Linked DNA regions of Mus musculus: regions 2, 3 and 4 are each linked to region 1. Evidence: chromatin loops called from intact Hi-C (ENCODE). Cell type or tissue: heart. All regions are shown on one strand. Links, peaks and the distances in the headings refer to the core of each region. The heading gives the core; the rest is flanking DNA. Region 1 holds the start of Ndufaf2 (NADH:ubiquinone oxidoreductase complex assembly factor 2). Region 2 holds the start of Depdc1b (DEP domain containing 1B). Region 3 overlaps Pde4d (phosphodiesterase 4D, cAMP specific). Region 4 overlaps Depdc1b (DEP domain containing 1B).

The links. Peaks named below come from ENCODE experiments on the same cell type or tissue, not always from the same donor. Only the 100,000 strongest peaks of a DNase experiment are listed, where the experiment ranks them.
Region 2: a loop joins it to region 1, with 2.8 times the contacts of the local background. A loop is called at or near these places in 10 of 42 quality-filtered maps.
Region 3: it touches region 1 in a loop (4-fold over the local background); 12 of 42 quality-filtered maps call a loop at or near these places.
Region 4: it touches region 1 in a loop (14-fold over the local background); 14 of 42 quality-filtered maps call a loop at or near these places.

Annotation. Positions count from the first base shown.
Region 1 is chr13:108,156,301-108,162,302 of GRCm38, forward strand. It overlaps Ndufaf2 (NADH:ubiquinone oxidoreductase complex assembly factor 2), which reads right to left and starts at 2,325. Exons shown (of 4, transcript NM_001127346.1): 1 at 2,143-2,325. The coding sequence starts at 2,269. It overlaps Ercc8 (excision repaiross-complementing rodent repair deficiency, complementation group 8), which reads left to right and starts at 2,438. Exons shown (of 12, transcript NM_028042.4): 1 at 2,438-2,570; 2 at 4,335-4,430. The coding sequence starts at 2,494. In heart, for the core only: a CTCF peak has its summit at 3,862 (motif pointing right); a DNase peak (open chromatin) is centred at 2,401; H3K4me3 peaks cover 2,295 bases; H3K27ac peaks cover 1,427 bases.
Region 2 is chr13:108,313,001-108,319,002 of GRCm38, forward strand. Depdc1b (DEP domain containing 1B) reads left to right here and starts at 3,337. Exons shown (of 11, transcript NM_178683.4): 1 at 3,337-3,469. The coding sequence starts at 3,422. In heart, for the core only: a CTCF peak has its summit at 3,199; DNase peaks (open chromatin) are centred at 3,291 and 3,811; H3K4me3 peaks cover 1,940 bases; H3K27ac peaks cover 1,198 bases; H3K27me3 peaks cover 2,478 bases.
Region 3 is chr13:109,207,566-109,212,565 of GRCm38, forward strand. The region is part of intron 3 of Pde4d (phosphodiesterase 4D, cAMP specific); the gene reads left to right. Among named protein-coding and RNA genes, the nearest start is that of Mir582, 110 kb to the right of the region's middle. In heart, for the core only: a CTCF peak has its summit at 3,042 (motif pointing left); DNase peaks (open chromatin) are centred at 2,026 and 4,576; H3K4me3 peaks cover 694 bases; H3K27me3 peaks cover 597 bases.
Region 4 is chr13:108,327,107-108,333,108 of GRCm38, forward strand. All of the region lies in intron 2 of Depdc1b (DEP domain containing 1B), which reads left to right. Among named protein-coding and RNA genes, the nearest start is that of Depdc1b, 14 kb to the left of the region's middle. In heart, for the core only: a CTCF peak has its summit at 2,848 (motif pointing left); no DNase peak of the experiment used is centred there; H3K27me3 peaks cover 409 bases.

The DNA.
Region 1 (6,002 bases), core at 1,003-6,002:
CAGAGCTGGACGGCAGGCCTTCTCCTCTATCTATACTCTCCGCCTCATTACCTTGAGACACCACCTGTCTCTGGGTTGGAAACTTGCCTACTGACTAGGCTGGCTGACCTCTCGGAGCTGCCAGTCTGTTCCTACAAAGCTAGGGAGTAGGGTACACACAGCCATCCCTGGCTTTGGTGCTGGGGATCCGAACTCAGAACTTCCTGTGTGCTGAGCAAGGGCTGAAACCCAGTGAGACATTTCCTCAGTCCTGGAAAACAACTACAAATAAACTCAGTTCATTAGAAATAAAGTAAACAGTAAAGAAAAACTGAGTATCTGTATGTATCAATTATGTATGTATTATGCCTAACAGTTGAACCCTTTAGTTCAACTGTTGGTGCTGGTGGGGGTACAAAATGGATCTTCAAGCTGTTTCTTTTCTCTCTTTTTTGGGGGGGTGGGTGTTGTTGTTTTGTTTTTTTCCTTTGAGACAGTGTTTCTGTGTAGTCCTACCTATTCCAGAACTTGCTCTGTACACTAGGCTGGCCTCAGATTCAGAGATTCCCTAGCCTCTACCTCCTGAGTGCTGGGACTAAAGGCGGATGGGCCACTAGGGCCACTCTGTCTGTTTCTCACAAAGTTTAACCTACATCTCCAGGCTGATCCAGGCGTTCTCCTTGTAAAAGAGAAATGAACGCATTATATCTATAAGTCTCATCATTTATCTGTGACAGTCTTAAGACAGGGACTAATCCAAAGATCTATGAACAGGTGAGCAGGTAAGAAAACTATATATACTGCATTCCACACGATAGAACATTAGCAACAAGGTAAAAATTTTGATGCACATAAAGATGAACTTCAAAATAATGATCCTAAATACAGGACCCAGAAAGAAATCTATAAAGACATATATACAAATATTCACGTTTAAAACCTGTAGGAAACGAAGACCAATTTGTAGCATCAGAAACCCAGATCAGTGGATATCTGGGTACAGGCAGCAGAGGCAGCATATTTAAATGCTCAGTGGGCAAAAAAGTTCAAGGTAGTAAGTTTTAGAAAAGGGTTAAGTGGGTACTAGAGAGATGGCTCAGAGGTTAAGAGCACTTGCTGCTCTTATAGAAGACCCAGGTTCAAATCCCAGCACTCACATGGTGGCTAAACAACCATCAACTCCAGTTCCAACAGCTTTGACACCAGATACACAACTACACACCTGCAGGCAATACACACACAATTAATAAATCTTTTTTAAAGATAAGAAAAACATTTTTATAAATGTTTAACATAGTTAATATTGTGAGAAATTAATGAAACACAGTTGTTGGACCAGTCTTCAACCGTCCCAGTAGCGACAGACACTACTATTATCTCTTTCATGTAAGACCACCTAAGTGAGAAAAATGGACTTGTGCCTAAGCTGCCTCAGTCAGCGCTTAAACTCTGACCCAACTTCTTTCTCTGCGACTTTCTATACTGGAGCAATAGAGAAAAGTAAAAGACATTGTGTGGCCTGCTGCAAGGGGGACGGGGGAGGAGGGGGGCGGGGAGGTGGGGACAGAGAGAGTCAGAGACACACAGTCACAAACACACACACATACAAGGAACGCCCCCCCCCCCCCCCGGGGGGACGGGTCTAGGTGTAGCCCTGGCTGTCCTTGAACTCACTCTATAGACCAGGCCGACCTCGAACTCAGAGATCTATCCGCCTCTGCCTTCGGAGTGCTGGGATTAAAGCCTGGCTATAAAAGAACACCTCTTAACTAAACCGTTCCAGTTCTTGAAAACAGTTTTAGTTAGACACACATTTCTGAAATCGACCTGGACATTAGAACGGATCAGTGTATTCGGAAAGTTCTGGGTTGACAAGGACGGCGACAGACAGGGAGAGCGCGCCAGACACTGCGACACCAAGAACCGCAAACTCTGCGGACAACCCGGATCTGAAGACCAAGGCAAGGCACTGGCGCAAGGCCTTTCCCGATGCTCCCCAGAACCTCTGGCAGGACCGGGTCCAAACTTCGTCGCCCAAGGCAACCGCCAAGTCCTGGGACCCGGGACAGGGACCAGGGCACCCGAGGCCCGGCCCCCAAGTACGGCGGCCGCCACCCGCCCGGGACGCGCATCCATCGACCGGTATCCTCTCCTCGCTCTCACCTCTCCAGTTCTTGTACTCGGCGACGTAGTAGTATTTGTTCCCCAGATGGTCCGTGCCCACGTGCTCCCTCACCTCCCTGGACAAGGCGCTCCAAACAGAGCGCCACACACCGGACCACCAGCTCATGCCTGCGCCGAACTCAAGGTCTGAGGCTTCAACCCGCCACCGGAGGACACGCCCACGCTAAGCTCCGCCCACTGCCCGGCGTTTTCCGAGCCCCCCAGTAACGCCGCTCTCCGTTGGTCAGGCCACATCGCTGATTGGCCAATGAGAGCCCGTGTTGTTGCATCCCCCAGTTCCCCGGTCTGTCATGGCAGCGCCCAGGCCTCCAGCCGGTGTGTGGACCCGAGATGTTGAGCTTTTTGTCCGCTCGACAGTCGGGTTTGGAGGACCCTCTTCGCTTGCGTAGAGCGCAGTCCACACGGAGGTGAGTCACGCGCGTGTCTTTTCCTCTTCCGGTGCCAAGGGAGAGTCTGGAGCAGGGAGATCGGGTCGCAGGACCGACTGGGCTGAAGATGAAGTCGGCAGGAGCCGGAGGAGGAAGACCCACGTGTGCGTGTAGGGGAGAGTGTGAAGGAAAAACCCAGGTCACAGTAATTGTAGCTTGCTGTGTACATGAAGGATGTAGTTGGAAGTAACCAGGGAGCCGAGTTAGATAACTGTCACTCCAGGAGAGACCTGATGGCAGGCTCTCCAATGGCAGGACTGTGAACATCCTCACGGCCAGCTCACCCCACGGCCTTCCACTGGACCCTCACTGCCAACATGACTGCTTCTTATTTCTTTGGTGCGCTTTGGTTCTGTTGACCAATGCCTTTATTTTTGTAGAATTTCATGTGGGTTTATCTCTGAGGCACAGACGAACCTGCATGCTTTGACTGTGTTTGTAAACCGAGTAACAGGTGTACAGAAATCAATCGTACGGATTTCGAAAAGAAGGCATGTAAATAAGTCCCCAACCACGTGCTATTTATATAGTGGCTTGTAGATGAAATAGCTTTGGAGCTTTGAGCTTTATGGTGTTTCTTAGTAACTGAAATTTGAACAATGTTGACGGGGTCTAGTATTTAGTTAAATTACACTGAAATTATATATATATATTCACGCTTCAGTGAAGATTATTGTTTTGTTAAAGTAATGAGGTTATTCTTTAATTCTCATTTATTTTTGTAACTGAACTGGAAAGTCCTAATTTATTCAGAGAAGATGTCCTTCCCTGTCATCTGCTAGTGACAAAAGCATAGTAAACATTACATTTGGCGCTCTCAGGCAACATCTTTTAAAGGATGTTTACAACCTGGAGCTGTAATTCACATAAACTGGATATTGAACACGCTGAACATTGGTGACACAAGCCTGTGACCCCAGGTTCCTAGAAGCAGATGGAGGAAGATTTCTGGCCCAGCCTGGGCTACCGAAGCAAGTTCCAGGTCAAACTGAGCTGCATAATGACATATGCCACTCCACCGCACCCCTACAGAAAGAAAAATGAAATTTTCATGGTTGCGTAAAACATGCTGAGTGCTGACATGTTTTTAAGACCATCACCGTATCAAGAAGTTTAACACTTGCGCCCTAAAGCTTTGCTGCGCTTTGGTACCGCTAACCCTCCTCCGCTTCACTTCATTTTAACTGTGGCATTGATAATAGTTTGTATTTCTACAGTCTTAGACATCTAAGAGAATCTTTAAATTGTGCAATTCAAACTTTTATCCACTAGGTGTCATCAGCCAAGTTTATTGGAATTTTTAACTTTCCCTGAAAGCTTGTTTATCCATAGATAACTTTTTAAGGACTTAAAAGCTTTAAATCAGCAGTTTTCGACCTGTGTGTCTCTACCCTTTCACAGGGGTTACGTATATCCTACATATCAGATATTTATATTATGAATCATAACAGAAACACAGTTTCAGTTATGAAGCAGCAGCAAAAATAATTTTATGGTTGGGGTCACTACAATCCGAGGAACTGTGTTAATGGATCACAGCACTAGGGAGGCTTAAATGAAATTTAAAGTAGTGTTTCAGTTTAAAACTTGTTTAGAGGCCTACATTAATAAGTCTGAATATCTTTAGATGTAGTAAGAAGCTAAAGCCTTGCAGAATTTGTGGTAATCTTGGGGAAATAAGGAATTGATACTAAATGTTTTTCTTATCGTTGCTTTATCTTTTTTCCTTTTTCCTTTTTGAAGGGTCCTGGGGCTGGAGTTAAACAAAGACAGGGATGTGGAAAGAATCCATGGCAGTGGGGTTAACACCCTCGACATTGAGCCCGTTGAAGGAAGATAGTAAGTTACGGCTTCACGTTTCCTTCTAAGTGAGGTGCAGAAAAATCTTGCCTTTTCAGACTGATTACAAGAAAGCTCTTACAAATACTTTTTTTTTAAGTTGTAAATTGTAGCGTTTGTTGGAAAAGCATCTATTCATTTGAAATCGAAAATCAAATACGCAAAATGTTATCAGATCGATATTCCAAATGTGGCATTAATATGTTCATGTTAAATCAATAAGCCAGGGATTTATGTTGATGCCGAAGGCTTTTAAGTGTGGGATGCATTTAAGTGGTCTTCTAACCTCTAATTGTTACTTTCAGGGACGAATGGGAAGTGACATGTAAAAAGTAGAAGTGTGCTTGGCACTGGGCGTGAAGCAGACGATCACTGAGTTTCTCATTTACCAGCAGTGACCTTGTGCAGTTTACCTAACCTTTCAGATTTCAGTTTGTCTCAGCTGTTCTATAGGAATGATCCTGCTTAAGAATTGGAGAAACTGTAGTGAAAGCATGTTTGTTCCACCCTACTGCCGACCCTATAGCTGAATGTGTTCCCCGTCACGGCACACCACGCATCGGCACACCACGATATTCATTCGGGAAGGTTTTGGGGTGGAGGGTGCAGCTCTGTGGCAACAGTATGATCTGCATGCACAAGATCTGGGTTCAGTCTAGAGCAGAATTGGAGGAGAACTCAAGGCTGTTAAGGAGTGTAGGCTCAGAGTCCTTCCTGTGAGCTGAGGGTGTGGTTCACAGATAAACCCTCACCTAGCAGGTCCAAGACCCTGGATTCAAGCCCCAGGACTACAAAGAAATAAAACAAAATCAAGCCTTATGTTGTTTATAATTAGATTATGTATTACAATAACATATGGGAAGTAGCTTCTCCTGTTTTGATCTAGTTACCAGTTGCCCTGGCTTTTGATTCCTGGTAAACTGTTGTCATTTACATTAAAATTAGCCATGTGGGTTTGGCAGACTTGCACTCTCTACCTTCCCCCTCTGCCATAATAGTCTACCAGAAACGTGTGCCCAAACAGTTCTCCCTTTAGCACATGGTTACAGTTAAAAGGTGGCGCACAATAATTCTGTTCTTTGCCATATCTTTCCAAAGCTTAACATATTTCCTGTTCAAAGGCGGTCAAGGGACACTCATTGATAAATATATGCAGATCCAAGGAACAGAGAACAGCTGATTTGTCATTGGTGTAAGTGGGAAAAGTACAGTAGTGAAGCAGCCAGGCACTGGCCTAGCGATTATGTGCCCTGGGTTACAGTGTGTGTCTGTGTGAAGAATGTAGGATGAAGATGCTTTTGTGCTGCATCGAATTAAAGTCTGAGACACTTAGCACAGTAGCTTTCCCTTTAATACATGGTAAAAGCTACAACTATGTATTTCTTTGTTTGCTAAGATATACTATGTGTAATCACATTTAGTAACAAGAAGAAATAAAGTGAAAATATATGTCAAATTGAAAACCAAGTATTTTCTTTTGCTTAAGAAAAATCAGTGTATGTGTAAGTTGTTTAGAAGTATATTAGTAGCCCGGCGTGCTGGCACACGCCTTTAATCCCAGCTCTTGGGAGG
Region 2 (6,002 bases), core at 559-5,558, 160 kb after region 1:
CTGGGTTAAGCATCATGGGACATCTACCTTCTCCTTTCTCTGCCCACAAAGTCTAGCCAAGTCCTCCCCATATTTCAAAAACAAGAAAGCATCTCCATAAAGGTGGAACCTCTTTATTGAGTCTTACTCAATATTTTACTGGTAGAAAACAAACAAACAAACAAACAACAAAAAACTCTGAACAAACCCAAAAACCAACCCCCATCCTACAAAATAAAAACCAAAACCAAACCAACCAACCAACCAACCAACCAACCAACCAAAAAATCTAAGTAGATGTTAAGTGCTATGAAGATAACAGAGCAGTTCAGGAGTAGCGTGGTATGGAACCTCACAGCAGAGGCCAGGGAATACTTATAGGAAGGCTGTGGGGTAGCACTGATGGAGAAGGCTGTGTAAGGAGCTTGGGCAAGCACAGTCCTGGCAGGAGTCTGCAAAGGCCCTGAAGTAGAAAAGAGTATGTTTGAGAAACAGAGAGAAGGCTGACCAGGAGGGGGAAGAAAGCACTGGATTTAGGGGGATGGAGAGGGTAGGAATTGTTGAACTGTTTTTTGTGTGTGATCCCAAAGGCCTGATAGATGGCCAGCAGTCCCCTTTACAGGACATCTACAAAGGCTGCCCTTGTGGCTTCTGATATGTGGATCTTTGATCCTTTTACGTTAATGGAAATTATCATCTGTGGCTCATAGAGGACTTGGGAAAATGCTGAAGAAGCTAGTGTGATTTTGTTTTCAAAGGTAGCTTCTTTTACAAATATTTTATTTTTAATTATGTGCGGGTGTGTGTATGCCTGTGTGTGGGTACGTGCATGTGAATGTAGTTGCCTGTGGAGGCCAGAATAGGCAGTGGATCTTCTTGAGTTACAAGACATTGGGAGCTGCCTGATGTGGGTGCTGAGCTATGGACTCTGGTATTCTGCAAAGGCAGTGTGGGCTGTTAGCTGCTGAGCCATCTCTCAAGTCCCCGAGGTCCATCTTTTCTATACTGGGCACCACTTGAGTACCTGAATATATCATTTCAAGTCCTTGTATCAACTCGGCAAGACAACCATCAAGATTTCCATTTTGCCTGTGAGCAGAGGGGAATTAAATACTGAGTTTCAAGTTACTCGGCTTGTTAGTACACTGGTTGTTGTTGAAGTCTAGATGTAGCAAATTTCTGTTTGTGATTTCCATGGAAGTCGAAAGCTGCATAATTTAAGGATGGGCAAACTTTGTTGCAGGATTCCAGCTTTACCATCATGGTGGACAAGACTAGAATTTCTTTTCCATCTGCCTCTTATATTAAAGTATATAGGCATACTTTGGCAACTCTCATCATAGACAAGCAGGACCATTCCACAACATTTGGAGGTATAAAGAAGTAAAGTTACCTCTTTTTAAATTTACAAAAGTAATATATATTCAGCATATATAAGACCAATCAGGTTTTGTTTTTTTGCTTGTTTGTTTTTGTCTTTCATAACAAGACTAAATATACACCTGGACAGGGTAGGATGAGATGGGGGGTTTCAGTCTTTGTTCAGCAATCTCTGTTTTGAATCTGGATTGGTTTATTTTATTATGTATGTGTGTTTGTGTCTGAGCATGATACAGCACACTTGTGAAGGTCAGAGCATAACTCCTGGCAGTCAGTTCTCTCCTTCCACCATGTAGCCTCTTAGGATCAAACTCATTGGCCTTAGCAGAAAGTGCCTTTACTACCAGAGCTGTCTCACCTCAGGCCCTCAAAAATCGGAACTGAGCATATCCAGGCTTTAGTTTGTGATCTTGGTTTCTTTTCTTTTAGTGACTGTACTGGCTAGTTTTGTGTCAACTTGACACAGGCTGGAGTTATCACAGAGAAAGGAGCTTCAGTTGAGGAAATGCCTCCATGAGATACATTTGTAAGGCACTCTCTCAATTAGTGATCAAGGGGTCCCTTGTGGGTGGGATCATCTCTGGGCTTGTAGTCTTGGTTCTATAAGAGAGCAGGCTGAGCAAGCCAGGGGAAGCAAGCCAGTAAAGAACATCCCTCCATGGCCTCTGCATCAGCTCCTGTTTTCTGACCTGCTTGAGTTCCAGTCCTGACTTCCCTGGTGATGAACAGCAGTATGGAAGTGTAAGCTGAATAAACCTTTTCCTCCCCAACTTGCTTCTTGGTCATGATGTTTGTGCAGGAATAGAAACCCTGATTAAGACAGTGACTCACTGAGTTTAATTAGGGTTCCAAACATGAGCATGGGTGTTAGGCTCTTTACTGGAAGAAAATAGATGGCATCTCTCAGCAGCCATTCATTTCCAATAATCTCCTCACTACTGGCTCATACGCCCTTCCTGCCCTGGTATGCTAGAATATTGATTGACAGGCTCCATCGTGTGTAGGTCTTGCTGTGAATTCATGAATGAACAGCCAGGTCAACCATATTATGTTCGGAAGACAGCATCTTACGGGTGTTCATACCAGTGTCCCATGCTCAGCCCTATTTATTCTCAGGACTTTCACCAGTTTTGAGGGTCTGAATTAATCACTAGCTATTGAATTAATCACTGTCTAATATGTCTATTGCCTATCACCTTCTATGATCAAGGTGGAGTTGTTCAGCAGTCTTCACGGAGGAGTCCAGACATAGATTCATTGTCACCGAGCTAAAGGCATATAGTATAAAGTGAAGTCATTTGTCTCTTTCAACAGTTGCAAGTTGGACCAGCAATTCCCACGGGCAGGAGATGTGTAGGTGATTCAGTGCAGAGAAGACGAATTCATCAACCCCACAAAGGACTGACAATTTCTGTCAGATTCCTAAATACAAAACCTAAGTTCAAGGAGGAGAAAGATTACTGTACTTTATTTATCAAGGGAACACAGCAGACGCTGACCATGCCTCTCCTTATCGCTCTTTCTACACTCCTTATGGCAGGTTGCCTTTATCTGCTTTAGAAATGTCCTTCCCCTTGGACAGCTGTCAAGTCAACTCGCTTCCTTTCACCACCCACTTCTTCCTCTTTGCTAACCTCCGGATTCTCTGCCCTGGGTGCTGACAGGAATTATCTATCGGGTTCCAGCTAGGTTTGGCTCACTGGGCTCCGAGGCTGCAGAGCTGGTGTTCCGAGTGGACTCGCGGCAGGGACAGTCCCGGTAGGTTTTGGGCAGCGCCATCCACTGTGTGCCGGCGGTACGCGGCGCGATCAGTCATGTCCGCAAGCATCCGAGCGCCCATTGGCGAGGAGAAAGTGTTCTTTCCTCCTAGGTGCTGGAGGCGCAACCCCGGGTAGTGAAATCCAGGACACAAACAGCCCCGCCCACCACACAGTTCCTGTCACGTGCCCTCGCAACGTCCAATCAGCGCCCCGAAGCTCCGGGCTTGTGATTCAAACTGCGGCGCGGCGAGCTCCGTCTGGAGTCCCCGCCGGCGTTGCCCCGCGACTGCTGCGCGTTGGCAATGGAGCACCGCGTAGTGGGACCCGGGCCGTACCGGGCCACCAGGCTGGTGAGTGAGAGTGGGGCCGAGCCGACCCCGCGCCGCTGTCACCGCCAAGACTCGGGCAGTGTGCAGTCGCTCGGGGGTTGCCGGTGCTGGTGGTCGTGTGCCTGCTCCGGTCGCTGCTGCACACTCTGTCCCACAGCGGGCAGACGAGGCCCGGAGTCAGCCCTACCAAGGTGGCATGAACTACTTCTGCCGCCGGTAGTTGGATGCTCGGCTTTGGACGGCGCCTTCAGCCTTAACGGGGAACCGAACCTCAGGCGATCGCGTTCCCCTTTGTCCTAGGGACCTACTCTAGCTTCCAGGGCAAGATCGACCGTGGGTGGAGCCATAGGACCACCTATGGGGGTAGCTCTTGCGGACTGCGGTGCTCCAGGCAGGGCGTGACTCCTTCCTGAGTGACACTGTTGACACTTGACAAGTGTTCTTTGTAACGGTGCACTGCACGGAGGTGGATTGCCCCTCTAAGGTTCCTGCCCCCGGAGTTTCAGTTGTCAGCACCTACTTCAAGTAGCGGATCAGCTCTGATAGGTGATCTAAAAGCTTTGCTGATGCACCAGGGTAAGGGTCTTTCTTGTGGAAACAAGTTTTGCCACTCAGAAACTTATTTCTAGGAGGAAGTACTTTTACTGACTTCTCCCTCAAACGGATTAGGACAATGGAATAGACAGAAGGTTTTAGAGGACTTTGAGTTTTGTCTGTGAAGACTCATAGCTGCATTGCCTTGCAATAAAGTCTCACCTGCTCTCTACTCTGGAAAAGGTGGGGATGAATATCCAAACTCATGTTTTAGACTCATATGCTAGAGATGTAGTTTTCTTTCTTTCCAGAGCCAGGTAGTCTGTGTTCTGCGGAGTCAAGCCACCTTCTACAGATGGGAAGTTAGGTTTCAGGCTGCTAGACCTTTGTTTTATTAGACTTATGGGACGCGTGGAGAATCAAATAAAGATTATGAATCTTCACACAAAAGATCACATGGCACATGTAAAGTTTCCCCTAAGATTTTAGGGTCTGTGGTCTTGTTTCATTTGGCTGAAAACAACACATATTTGCATAGGGTCATTGGTCTGGGCTGGACTCATGTCAGCGGTTCTTCCAATGGAAATCATTCATGTGTCACTATCTGGTGATTTGACTGGCACTGGGTGGTGTCACGTGGTACCCTGGTCTTCAGTGTTGGTTGAACCAAGTTTTGACAGGTTTGCTCAGATTCTTCATAAAGTGGGCTCATGGTATCATGACATTTTGTTCACACATCATTGGCCAAAGCAAATGAAATGGCTGAGTCTATAATCTAGACATTCATTTTTATTAAAAAGAAAGCATTTTCAGGTTGCCAGCCTTGTGTGGCAAGGATCTTTACCCACTGAGCCACCTTGAAGGCCCCTTTTCTACGTTTTAGCATGGAGAGGTGGTAAAAGCCACATGGCTAAGGTGCCTGTGAAGAGGCTAGGAGACCTCGTTGTGTAATCCACAGAACCCCCAGAATGGTCCCATTTATTTTAAGAGAGGGTGAAATGAATAGTGGATGTAGGTTTTCTTTAGGGCTCATTTCTAAGAGGTATGAACGGCGACAAGATAAAGAGAGTCTCAGAAATGGTGTATTCATAATTGCATCCTCAGAAGGGGCTCTACCGTGTAAACTACTTGGGGTCATGGCTACTGTTAGTTCTGACTTGAGGGAAGATAGGGGTTGTTCTGTTTTAATGACTTTTGCAAACTATAATGGCAGTCCTCCCTTATCTGGAAAGGAAATGTTGCAAGAACCCCAGTATGGTTGGTTTGAATAAGATTGGCCCTCATAGGCTCATATATTTAAATGCCTCTGTTCCCAGGGAGTGGAACTGTTTGAAAAGATTACAAGGATGGGGAGGTGTGGCCTTGTTGGAGGAAGTGTGTCACTGGGGTTCCGTTTTGAGGTTTGAAAGCCCATGCTAAGCCAAGAGTCTCTGTCTTAGTCTGTGTATCAGGATTTAACTTTTAGCTGTTTCTCCAGTGCCTGCTCGCTCCCTATCATGATGATAATGGTTGAAGCCCCCAATTAAATGTTTTTCTATAGAAGGGATGCCTTGGGTCATGGTGTTTCTTCACAGCAATAGAACAGTGACCAAGACACACAGAAACTGCTTAAAAGTATGATAGCACTAGATCCCATATGTATTATATACAGTATATGTTTTTTGTACATATACCCATGATGGTTTAATTTGTAAATTAATACACTGAGGGATTAACAACAGCAATAATGAAAATATATCCTACTAAAGTTCACTGCAATACTTTGGAGCTATTGGTCATTAAAATATAAAGATTACTTGACCACGCACACTGTGAAACCTCACCAATTGGCCTGATAACCTAAATACCATTAAGTGACTCCTGTGTGAGTGGCGTACTTGGTGTGGACACCGTGAGCACTGAGCTCATTCACATACTTGATGGCATGAAGCAACATCGCTGTGCTTCCCAGAGCTGCATGCAGCCGAAAACTTCGGAACTGTAAACGTTTGGAATTTTCTCTTATGCAGGTTCCTGTTTA
Region 3 (5,000 bases), core at 1-5,000, 1.1 Mb after region 1:
GTCAACAAAGGTTATTGGTTTTATGAAAATCTCAAATGCTTAGATGTTTTAGTTTGAATTTGTGCTCTCTCATATATTCTCTTTGGCTTGGCCCTCAATTCAGCATATTCACATATGAGACTTTGGGGATATGATTGAGTCTTGAGGGCTCTGGCGTTATCTGTGGTGCATACTGCAGTGGACTTACAACGTGAGAGAGAGCCTTGCTTGAAGGGATGGACCCTTTCAGGAGTTTACCCCACTGGAAGACCACTGGTGGCCAGCCTTTGAGAGTCACATCCTGTTCTCAGATCTTGTCTCAGGATATCTCTTTCTGACATCCTAGAGAGAAGTACCTACCTTCACCACACATACTAGGCCAGTCTCTTCTGCCTCACCTTGGCCCCACAATAGTGGAGCCCAGGTACCGTAGACGGAAACTTCTGAAAGCAGGAGCTAAGGCAGAGCCTCCCTCCTTTGTTTCTCAGGCATTCTGTCAACAGCAACGATAAGCTGACTGAGACAGGACCATGCCTAGCTGCACATCACATGCTTGGTAAACATTTGCGCTAGTGGGAGATCTTTTGAGGTTTAGCTTAATGCACGTGCCGCTTGGTCACACGCGCACGCACACACGCAGGCGCACACTTCCAAGAGGCTTTCTGTCTCTCTCTGAGTGTGTTCTTAGTGAAAGGAATCTAAATGTTGAAGGTTATTTTTATGGACTTGGAATATTTCCCAACTGTCTAAATAAAATGAAGTTATTTCAGGTCTCGTTCATGAACAAGTGTTGAGCAGGGCAGAGCCGAGGACAGCCCAGACTAGAAAGGAAAGGATTTATGCAAGTTGATGCAAGTTGTTCTTAACAGCCAGGTGGCTAGATACAGGCCTACTGTGTGTCAGCCACTCCCAGTGCCTCTTCAGCCTGGCCATGCTCACAGCCTGCCAGGGCCTGGGATGCAGCCGCAGCCAATGGTCTGATGGTAGAGTCACTAACAATGGCTGATAACGGCTTAGCACCAATGTCTGCTCTAAGTATCTCATACGTAAGAAAGGATTTAATCCTTATATGTATCCGATCCCACCATTGTGCCCACTGGAGTAGTGTGCAAGCCAAGGAAGAGAAAGGTTAAAAAAACATACTTCATATCACACAGCTCAGAAGTGGCAGAGGCGACTAAGAGCACGCCAGGGGTAGCGGGAGCTCTCGTGGCTCCTTTGTGTGCTACGCGGCGTTGGCGGGAACCAACCTGATCCCCCCTAGAGCATCATTGGCTCGCTCTCGTCTGTCCAGTAACCACGTGCTACTTCAGCAGTTGCGCAGTGGTTTCAGGCACCCGTAGGGCGGCCACTCAGCGGCAAGCTCTTCCTCACTGTTCTTCCAGTTCCCCACACCTTTTGGAGAGTGTAAATTCCTTTGTTCATTTTGGTTTTAAGTTCATGTAGTCATTTGGATGAGATTTAGGATGTCACCTCTCTCCCACTGTCCTCCTGCTCAGACACTCTTGTCCACCTGTCCACCCCTTTCAGTTCCCCGGGTTGCAACTCAAAGGAGGGCAGCGGATCTTGTACTTCTGTTGATCTTCAAGAGATTCATTGTCCATCACTCCCTCTGTGCTTCCCTAGTGCTGAGAATTTCCCCACAGGTATCTGCTTCCTTCAGAAACACTGCTTTATCTGTAACATCTCTCACTTGCGTTATTAGTTAGGGTCTATACAGAATAAATGGAGTATGTAGCTAAGACTCTAAGGACTATTCTTGGCTACATTCGCAGTCCTTTCTTGCGAAAATTATTACCGTGGTTCTCTTCAGCAATTCTTTTATTGCTAACAACCCTTTCCCAACTCTGCCATGGTTTTACGTCTTCCCATTGATCTGAGCCTGAGGACTTCTCCCTTACACTCCAAACTCTTTTCACCACACTGAGAACTAAATCTCCAAACAAAAGCAGGCTTTCCCACATTGCACATTGTGGCTTGTCCCTGTAGAGAGCCCTAAGCACCTTGCTTGAAGCTCAAACGGAAGCCACGCCCATCCTGTGGCTGGGGACCCAGGCCATTTCCTTTGTTTGGTATAACTCTCAACTAGAAGCAGAAAAACAAACAGTTGTGTCCCCTGCCCTCTGAGTTCATTCCCAACACCGACATTGCCCTCCAAGATCATGTCCAACACCGAAGTCTCTGGGTATGGTTTGAATGTCTCTCCCGTTGGCCTCATATGTCTGGGTGTGACTCACTGGAAACGACAACAGACAGTGACTTCATCCAATTCCTGATACACATTTGAGGAAGCAGGTACTTGTGGCTGGCCAGTCCTGGATTGAAGTTTCTTTAACTGGAATTATTATTTCCATGTGGCTCACTGAAAAGTATCGTAGATCTAGTGCAAAGGTCAACATACCTCTTCTCTAAGAGGGCCTGATCATAAACATTTTAAGCTTTGGGACTAAGGAGATCTCTCAGTTGGTAAAGTGGTTTCCAAGCATGAAGACTTGAGGTCAAATCCTAGAACCCATATTACACCAAACAAACCTAAACTGGACACGTGGTATAGGCTATGCTTGTAATCCTGGTGCTGATGAGGACAACTAGTTAGTCACTCTAGCCTGCATAAGAGGGAGCCCCAGGTCACTGAGAGACCCCCATCTCAAATAACAAAGTAGTTATGCTTGAAGAATGATGGCCATGGTTATGTTCTGACTTCCACATGCACATTTACACATCAGCAATAGTAACATAAACACATAAAAATCAGATGGATGGATGGATGGATGGATGGATGGATGGATGGATGGATGGATAGATAGATAGATAGATAGATAATAAAGTGTGTGCTTTAAAAACACAGTCTCCAAGTCTTTAACTGGCTAACTTGATTCTTTCCTGAGTCCTGTAGCTTTAATTGCTCTTGTTAATGAGTAGAACTGTGTGTCTAGCTTTGTGTTATCCCCCATGACGTTTTTTTCTCCCCTCGTTGGACTGAATTTCAGAATTTTAGAGGCAGTTTTCAAACATTTCAACTGTGCATCTGCTCCATTAGGTGACCTGCAGTGCCGCCCTGTGGCCAATGTGATGTCTGCAGCCACAGTCCTTGGTTGAAACTGGGATTCAACCACTTAGATTGTAACCAAATACAGGTTATCTAGAAAATCCACACAGTTTACTTTTGCTAAGAATGGGGGGGTCACTTTTTGCGCACTTTCCCAAGTTGCTTTATTGAATATTATATTTTTACTCCTTGCCCTACAGTCAGATAGTCAGATTTTCTCATCATTTGTGGGAAGAGGTACCTAAAAACAATTTATCACCCTAGAAATTATTACAGCAAATAAATCTACCTTTTAGAGTAATTATTAAGATTGATTCTAAGTTTCTGGTAAAAAACTAGCCAATAGCTGTGGGTGTGGGGTGGGAGGGAGTCTGTGTGTATATGTGTATGTGTGAGTGTGTGTGTGTGTGTGTGTGTGTGTGTGTGTGTGTGAGTTGGATGGTAAGATGTGATGAGCTATGGAGGTAAACACTTTAGTTCATCTCCACAGTTGCTCCCTGATACTAACCTTTATGATCTATGCACACATGTGTTTTCTATGCTTTGGGTGGGGGTGGGGGGGAGAGTCAGTGTCTTAGCAGTGTCTTAGGGCTGTAGAACCAACATCAGCAATGCTCCTCCCATTACTATACAACAGGACTGGTCCATTAAAAGGCTGGCCTGCTGAGTGACTTTTACCCAAACTCTCTGCTGCTCTAAAGGAGGCAAAACCAAACCAAACCAAAAACCAAACAAACAAAAGCAACAGCAACAACAAACAAGAACAAAAATCATAGCGGTGCATTTAGCAAAAAACCAGTAAGCAAGCATCAAAACAGACTGTGACTGGACCAGAAGTAAATACCCACGAAGAATCACTTAAATACAGACAGGTAGTGCTTAGTAATAAATCACAGACCATCTTAACAGCAAGCCTTACAGGCGTAGAAAGGATAGACGAGTTCACTGTTATCAGAATTTAGGAATATTACATCATGTCACAGGGTGAACGAACTGCAGCTTAACCCAGCATGAAGGTGAGCAACGTTCAGCACTTGCCCTCTGGTATTTCTCCTGCTATTGCCTGGGAGAGCCACTTCAGCTGCTAATAAGAGGGTGCTTCCGGTGCCTCAGACTGTATGAGAGATCACTTATGGGGAATGGGGGGTGGGGGAGAAGAGGCAGCCAAAGGGAAACTCCTTGGGGCTGTTAAAACCATGCTTTCTAAAGTCACACGCGTGAAAAGAAATGGTACAACCAGAAAAACCTGTGACCAGGTGACATAAGGGACAGTCGAGCACCTATTGGAACAGGATTTAGCATCCCCCTATGCCTGGCCACAGGGATCGGGGAAAGCATTCTGCTTTCCAAGCCTAAAGTCTTGGAACTCACCCAGATCTAAGGGAGTGGACATCTAAACGTGAGAAATCCTTTTGCAAACGGCTCAGGAGCAGCGCCCCAGTCACTGCAGGGAGGTTTGGTTATTTCTGTTTGTACAAATGAGAACTGCGTGAGAAAAGCCCCGCGCCTTGATGGGGGATACTTAGGAAGGGGCCACACGGGAGAATCCAAACCGAAACCTCTGGGGCTGAGGTTCCCGCAGTTCTCATCCGGACCCATGGCTTCCCTGTTGCCAGGGAAGAGGCTGGCTCAGGCAGGCAGATCATCTATGGGAGAGAAGATGACGCTCACTGTGCCTGAGGTCAGGACAGCCGATTGCTTTTTGGATAGCCTGGACTTCTGCGGCAACATTTGTGCCACAGGAAACAGTGCCGTTTCCCTTGAGGCCAAGTTCCCCTTAGCTCTGTCGGTGACCTTCACTATCCATGGCTTACCATTCTCCAAATCCCTCCTAACTACCCCCCACTGCCTCTTTCTTGCCACCTTCTTTCCCAATTATGCGTTTGGGGAAAGAGGCCCTCTTACCAAGTGAATCCGTTGCCACAGACATTAACACAGCCTCAGGTATTTAAGGTCAATACGCACCAAAAAT
Region 4 (6,002 bases), core at 450-5,449, 170 kb after region 1:
GCTTACAAACATGTTCAGAGTCATGCGTTAGAAAGGGAGAAGTCATCATTTGAGTCAAGGACTGTCGCTGAAGTCTGTGTTCTTGTGCTGTGCCAGGCTATCTCAGCTTCCACAAGATGAGGTTGACGTAGCTTAACAGAGAGATTAGTGGTGAATAAACACAGGGACTCATGGGAATGTTTGGTGTGGCCAGCGCACCTGTAGCCACCTAGTTCATGTGATGCTTAGTGACTAATATATGCCTCCGTTAAGAAAGTCTTCTCAAATGAAGGAGGTGTGGGCAACAGTCAATCTAAACTTTGCTCACCTAAACACAGCAAACCAGTCTCCCAGGTCTGTGCAATCAGAGTTACACAGATGCAAAGACTCCACTGTTATCTTTTGTTTTGTTTTTTGTTTATGCACTAATGGATCAAACCGAGGGTCTTGCACTACCTCTGAACTGTATGTCTGCCACCTGCCTGTATGTCTTGAAGAGAGAGATTACATGCATGCATTGTATAATTTTATAACTCGGTGAGGAATGGAGCCGTCATTTTGTACTTTTAGTGGGGGAAGGGTTTGTCTGGTTGTAGCTCTTTGGTGTGATTGCTCTGCAGTCTGGTGACCCTTGACCTCCCATTACTAGTGGGTAGCCAGAGGGACTCCAAGCTTGTTTGCATTTATTTATTTATGTATTTATTTATGATTTTAAACCATCCTTAAGACTTTATATTTTTAATTGAAAATATTTGTATATACTACTTTTTCATGTTTCCCCTCCCCCAGGTCCTCCCCACCTCCCTACCCATGCAACTTTATGTTCTTTTTCAAAAAAATAAAAAAAAAATAAAAACCCGACCCCCCTCCAAAAAAAACCCCACAAAACCACAAAACAAAACAAACAAAACAAAACAAAACAAAACCCTATCTCCTGCAACAGAAATCAAAATGAGTAAGTAAAAGATCAATAAGACAGAAAGGTGCCCCGACCAAGCAGAATGAGACAAGGCTACACCAACCGCTGAGTTGTTGTTTTTTGTTGGCCAAGTATCCTGTGTATGGCGCTGTCCTGAACTGGGGTTAATGCACCTAGTGAGACTTCACTGGAGAAAACCCACTTTTCTTTTGCTAATGAGTATCAAGTGTACATAGCATCTTGATTAGAGGTGAGGACCCCTGTCCACTCCCCTTCTCAATGTTAGGCTCCGTCTGGCTTGAACCTGTCCAGGCATTATGCATGCTTCCAGTCTCTTGGAGTTCACATGTGGGTCAGCAGATCAAGACCCTGGCTCAAAAATGAAAATGTGTTTTATTTTTCAGATCCTTTCTTTTTTTTTTTTCCCCTCTTCTTTCTTTTTTCATATGGGGTGCTTTAAATATTCTGTGATCAAGAAAATTCTGAACCCTAAACCACTTCCGGTCCGATGAAGGTGAAATTAAATCAGAGAGGGCACAGACACGCGGAACAGCGGGCGCAATGGGGTCGGAACCAGCTGTATACACATACAGTGGGTAGAAAAGGGTCTTGAGAACAAACAGTCCCGGCACTGCCGGGTGTTGAACCTGCTAAACTGTGTGCACGACGGGAGGCTGAGCTGAAGACACTGCAGATGATTTCCCAACGTTTGGATATCCAAGTGTGTAGATGCAAAAATAACTCACAACGACTTTCAACTTAAACCTCCCAAACTCTAGAAAAATTAATTCAAAGTAGATCATGATCCATTTAAGTGTAAGACCATAGGGTTACGTCTTGAAGTTAGGCAAGGAGTCTGGAGAGTTGGCTCAGCAGCTGGGAGCATTGTTGTTGCAGAGGACTCAGGCTCCTTCCTAGTACCCACATGACAGCTCCAGACCCAGGGATCTGAAGCCCTCTCTGCTTCAGGTGCACACATGCACAGCACACCAAAACCACGGTCACACATGCAAAATAAAACAAGGCAAAAAAAAACTAACAAAGGGGACAAATAACAGGCAGAGGTGTCGGCAAGCCACACGTGTGACGGTGGACTGGGACCAAGGACATAGGAAGAGCTTTCGAACTCAGCAGTAGCGGAGCAACAATTCAAAGAACGAGCAAGGGGTTTGAGCAGCTGCTTCAAAATGCGTAGAAAGCAGATGAGCCGTCGTAAAGACGTTTAACATAGTAAACCTTACGGAGGTGCACAGTAAAGCCACAGCGGGTGCTGCCAACTATTACAGCGGGTATTAAATGCATCAGCAGCGTCAAGTGCCACTGAAGTGCAGAGGTGGAGACCTCCTCTGATCTGGGCAGGAATCCCAGGTTGGCAGTCACTTTGGAGTTAATAAATATATAATATATAATATAGATGGTCTCAGTCATCCCTGTTCCTAGCGGATATGTCCCCTAGAACAATGAAATTGTAGTGTGCGAATGGTAAATGTATGAGTGTTGGCGGTGGCTCTACTAATAATTGCCAGTAACTGATACAGCCTAAATATCCCAGGATTGGATAAACAAGTACAATTCATGTATAAAATAGAACACTGTCAGGTTGGGGAAGGGTGTTCTACTGTACAGTGAGAAAAAGAAAGGGTGTTTAGAGGAGTAAAGAAACTGCTGTTCCTGGATGGCGTGGTTACAGTGTGATTATGTGTAAAAACGGATGCAATTATAGTACACCCTCACATCAACTTTTCTGTAAGCCTACGATAATAAACAGAGATTTGAAAAGTCTTATTTGAATCTCTGATGCCAGAAACTTGAACATACGTTTGAAGCTGTGTGACCTCTTAGTCATTTTGTCTGTCACCCTCTGAAACATTCTTTCTTGCATCATTATCTTGGGAGTCTTGAAGGGACTTGTTCTAGTTACCACACCTCCAAGTGCATGGACCATTTACTCCCTCTAGTGGACATCTTTAATTTTTTTTTTTAAACTAGGAAAACACAAAGTATATATATATGTGATTTTATTTTATCTTTCTCTGCTCTTTTCACCAAGTCCATAGAGATCAGTTTTTCAGGTACTAGGTTTAAATGTCGTAGGCACTAAGACCAACGCAGGGTGTGGATCTGTGGGCTCAGAAACCTAGCTTCACCTTAAGTGAATGGAGGGTAGGTATCCAGGATCTACCTGCTCAGTTGAATTTGTGGGCAGAATGTAGAAAGTAGAAAGTGTGCTTTTTCTTTTCTTTTCTTTTCTTTTCTTTTCTTTTCTTTTCTTTTCTTTTCTCTTCTTTTTATTTCTTTTCTTTTCTTTTCTTTTCTGTCTTTTTTTTTTTCTTGAAGAAATTGGTACAAACTCACACCTGATAATCTTTTGCTAGAGGTTTCTTTATTGCAACGTATGGCCTGCTTTTACTTCTGACAGCACTGATTTAAAAGAGAGAACACGTAACTTCATCAGATTATTTTGTGTCTGTTGATGTTTTTTGCTTTAGGTGTATTTTTATCTTAAGTTGACCCACTAATTGCTTATTTGTTGGGTATAGTGAGGCGTTTCAGTGCAGGGATAATACTCCATGTTTATGACTGTATCCCATCCACTGGCACTTGTATCACCTCAGACATGGCTCATTTATTTTCTTGTTGGAGACATTAACTCCCTTCTACCTCTGTAGAAATACGCACTTGATTTTGTTACCCGAAGTTACTCTATTGTGCTCGAGATCTCACAAGTGACTCCCATGCAGCTGTACCATGGAGGGTCTAGGAGTTAGACAGATTCCCTGGTGGGCAGACAGGCCAACAGGAGCGGGCCATGGCTAGATAACAAAGATGGCAGGCTTCTTCCTCATCTCTTTGCTTGAGACAAAAACCTGTCAGCTTTACACAAAGGCCTTACAGGCTTTTGTCTCTTACCAGGTAGAGGACTGGCTCAACAAGTTCAATGCTGGCCAGGACATGCTGCATAACCACCGTGGGCCAGTCAATCCCTTCTTTCATAAAAGGACTGTCTTAGTCAGGGTTTGTATTCCTGCACAAATGTCATGACCAAGAAGCAAGTTGGGGAGGGAAGGGTTTATTTAGCTTACTTCCCACACTGTTGATCACCAAAGGAAGTCAGGACTGGAACTCAAGCAGATCAGGAAGCAGGAGCTGATGCAGAGGCCATGGAGGGATTTTGCTTACTGGGTTGCTTCCCCTGGCTTGCTCAGCTTGCTTTCTTATAGAACCCAAGACTACCAGCCCAGGGATGGCACCACTCACAATGGGCCCTCTCCCTTTGATCACTAATTGAGAAAATGCCCCACAGCTGGATCTCATGGAGGCATCTCCTCAACTGAAGCTCCTTTCTCTGTGATAACTCCAGCTGTGTCAAGTTGACACACAAAACCAGCCAGTACAATTGACCCCTTGTCAACTTGACACACAAACACATCACTATTAAGCCTCAACCCTTACTTTCTTATTTATCCCCAAGATCTAAATAACTTTAAAAGTCCCACAGTCTTTGCAAATTCTTTACATATTGAAATTTCAGTCCCTTTAAAATATCCAATCTCTTTTAAAATCCAAGGTCATTTTACAATTAAAAGTCTTTTAAGTGTGGGCTCCACTAAAATACTTTCTTTCTTCAAGAGGGAAAAATATCAGGGCACAGTCACAATAAAAAGCAAAATCAGACTCCCAACTGTCCAATGTCTGGGATCCACCTATGATCGTCTAGGCTCCTCAAAGAGCTTGGGCCACTTCTCCAGCTCTGCCCTTTGTAGCACACAGCTTGTCTTCTAGGCTTCAGCTCCACTGCTGCTGCTGTTCTTGGTGGTCATCTCATGGTACTGGCATCTCCAAAACACTGCCGTCTTCTGCTGTAACTAGGCTTCACCAATAGCCTCTCACAGGTTCTCTTCATGGTGCCAAGCCTCAACTCCTTTGCATGACACCTTCAGTCCTGGGCCATCAATTGCAACTGAGGCTGCACCTTTGCCAATGGTCTCCCATGGCCTCTCACAGTGCTGAGCCTCAGTTGCTCTTCAGGACCCCTTCATGCCTTCAAAACCAGTACCACCTGGGTGACCCTTACACATTACCAAGTCCTGCTGCAGCACAAGGTACAACCTTGGCTATCTGTGGAACACAGCCTATTTGTGCTCTCAGAAAACACTTCCCAGAAGATGTCACCTCAACGATGCTGGTCTCTTCTTAATCACTGCTAATTTCCTAGTTCCAGCTAACCAGCATCAATAGTCCCAGTAATGCAAAGGTTTCACTTTAGTAGTTCTGGTATCTTGTTAATCACAGCTGATTCTTCAGCCCCAGCTAACCAGAACCACAGAATCTTCACAATCAAAATAGCATCAGCCCTGATAAGAGTCTTTAATCTTCCTTCTGAAATTTCACAAGCCAGGCCTCCATCTTCTGTACTGTTTTTAACATTATCTTCTAAGCTCCTACACAACATCCCACAGATCTCTCAACACCAAATGGATCTTCTAGCCCAAAGTTCCAAAGTCCTTCCACAGTCCTCCTCAAAACATGGCCAGGTTGTCACAGGAATACCCCACTCCTGGTACCAATTTGTATTAGGGTTTCTCTTCTTGGACAAAACATCATGACCAAGAAGCAAGTTGGAGAGGAAAGGATTTATTCAACTTACACTTTCCATACTGCTGTTGATCACCAAAGGAAGTCAGGACTGGAACTCAAGCAGGTCAGGAAGCAGGAGCTGATGCAGAGGCCGTGGAGGGATATTGCTTACTGGGTTGCTTCCCCTGGCTTGCTCAGCTTGCTTTCTTATAGAACCCAAGACTACCAGCCCAGGGATGGCACCACTCACAATGGGCCCTCTCCCTTTGATCACTAATTGAGAAAATGTCCCACAGCTGGATCTCATGGAGGCATTTCCTCAACTGAAGCTCCTTTTTCTGTGATAACTCAAGCCTTTGTTGACTCACAAAACCAGCCAGTACAAGGACTAACCCAAAGTCAGGGGAGGAAACCTTTTCCGAGACTTAAAAAACCCTAGCCCTCACTTGGGAAGAGTCTGGATTTTTTTGGTTTTTTGAGCCCCTTCTCTGCTTCACAGAGGGTCATATTCTCTGTGTTTCTGTTG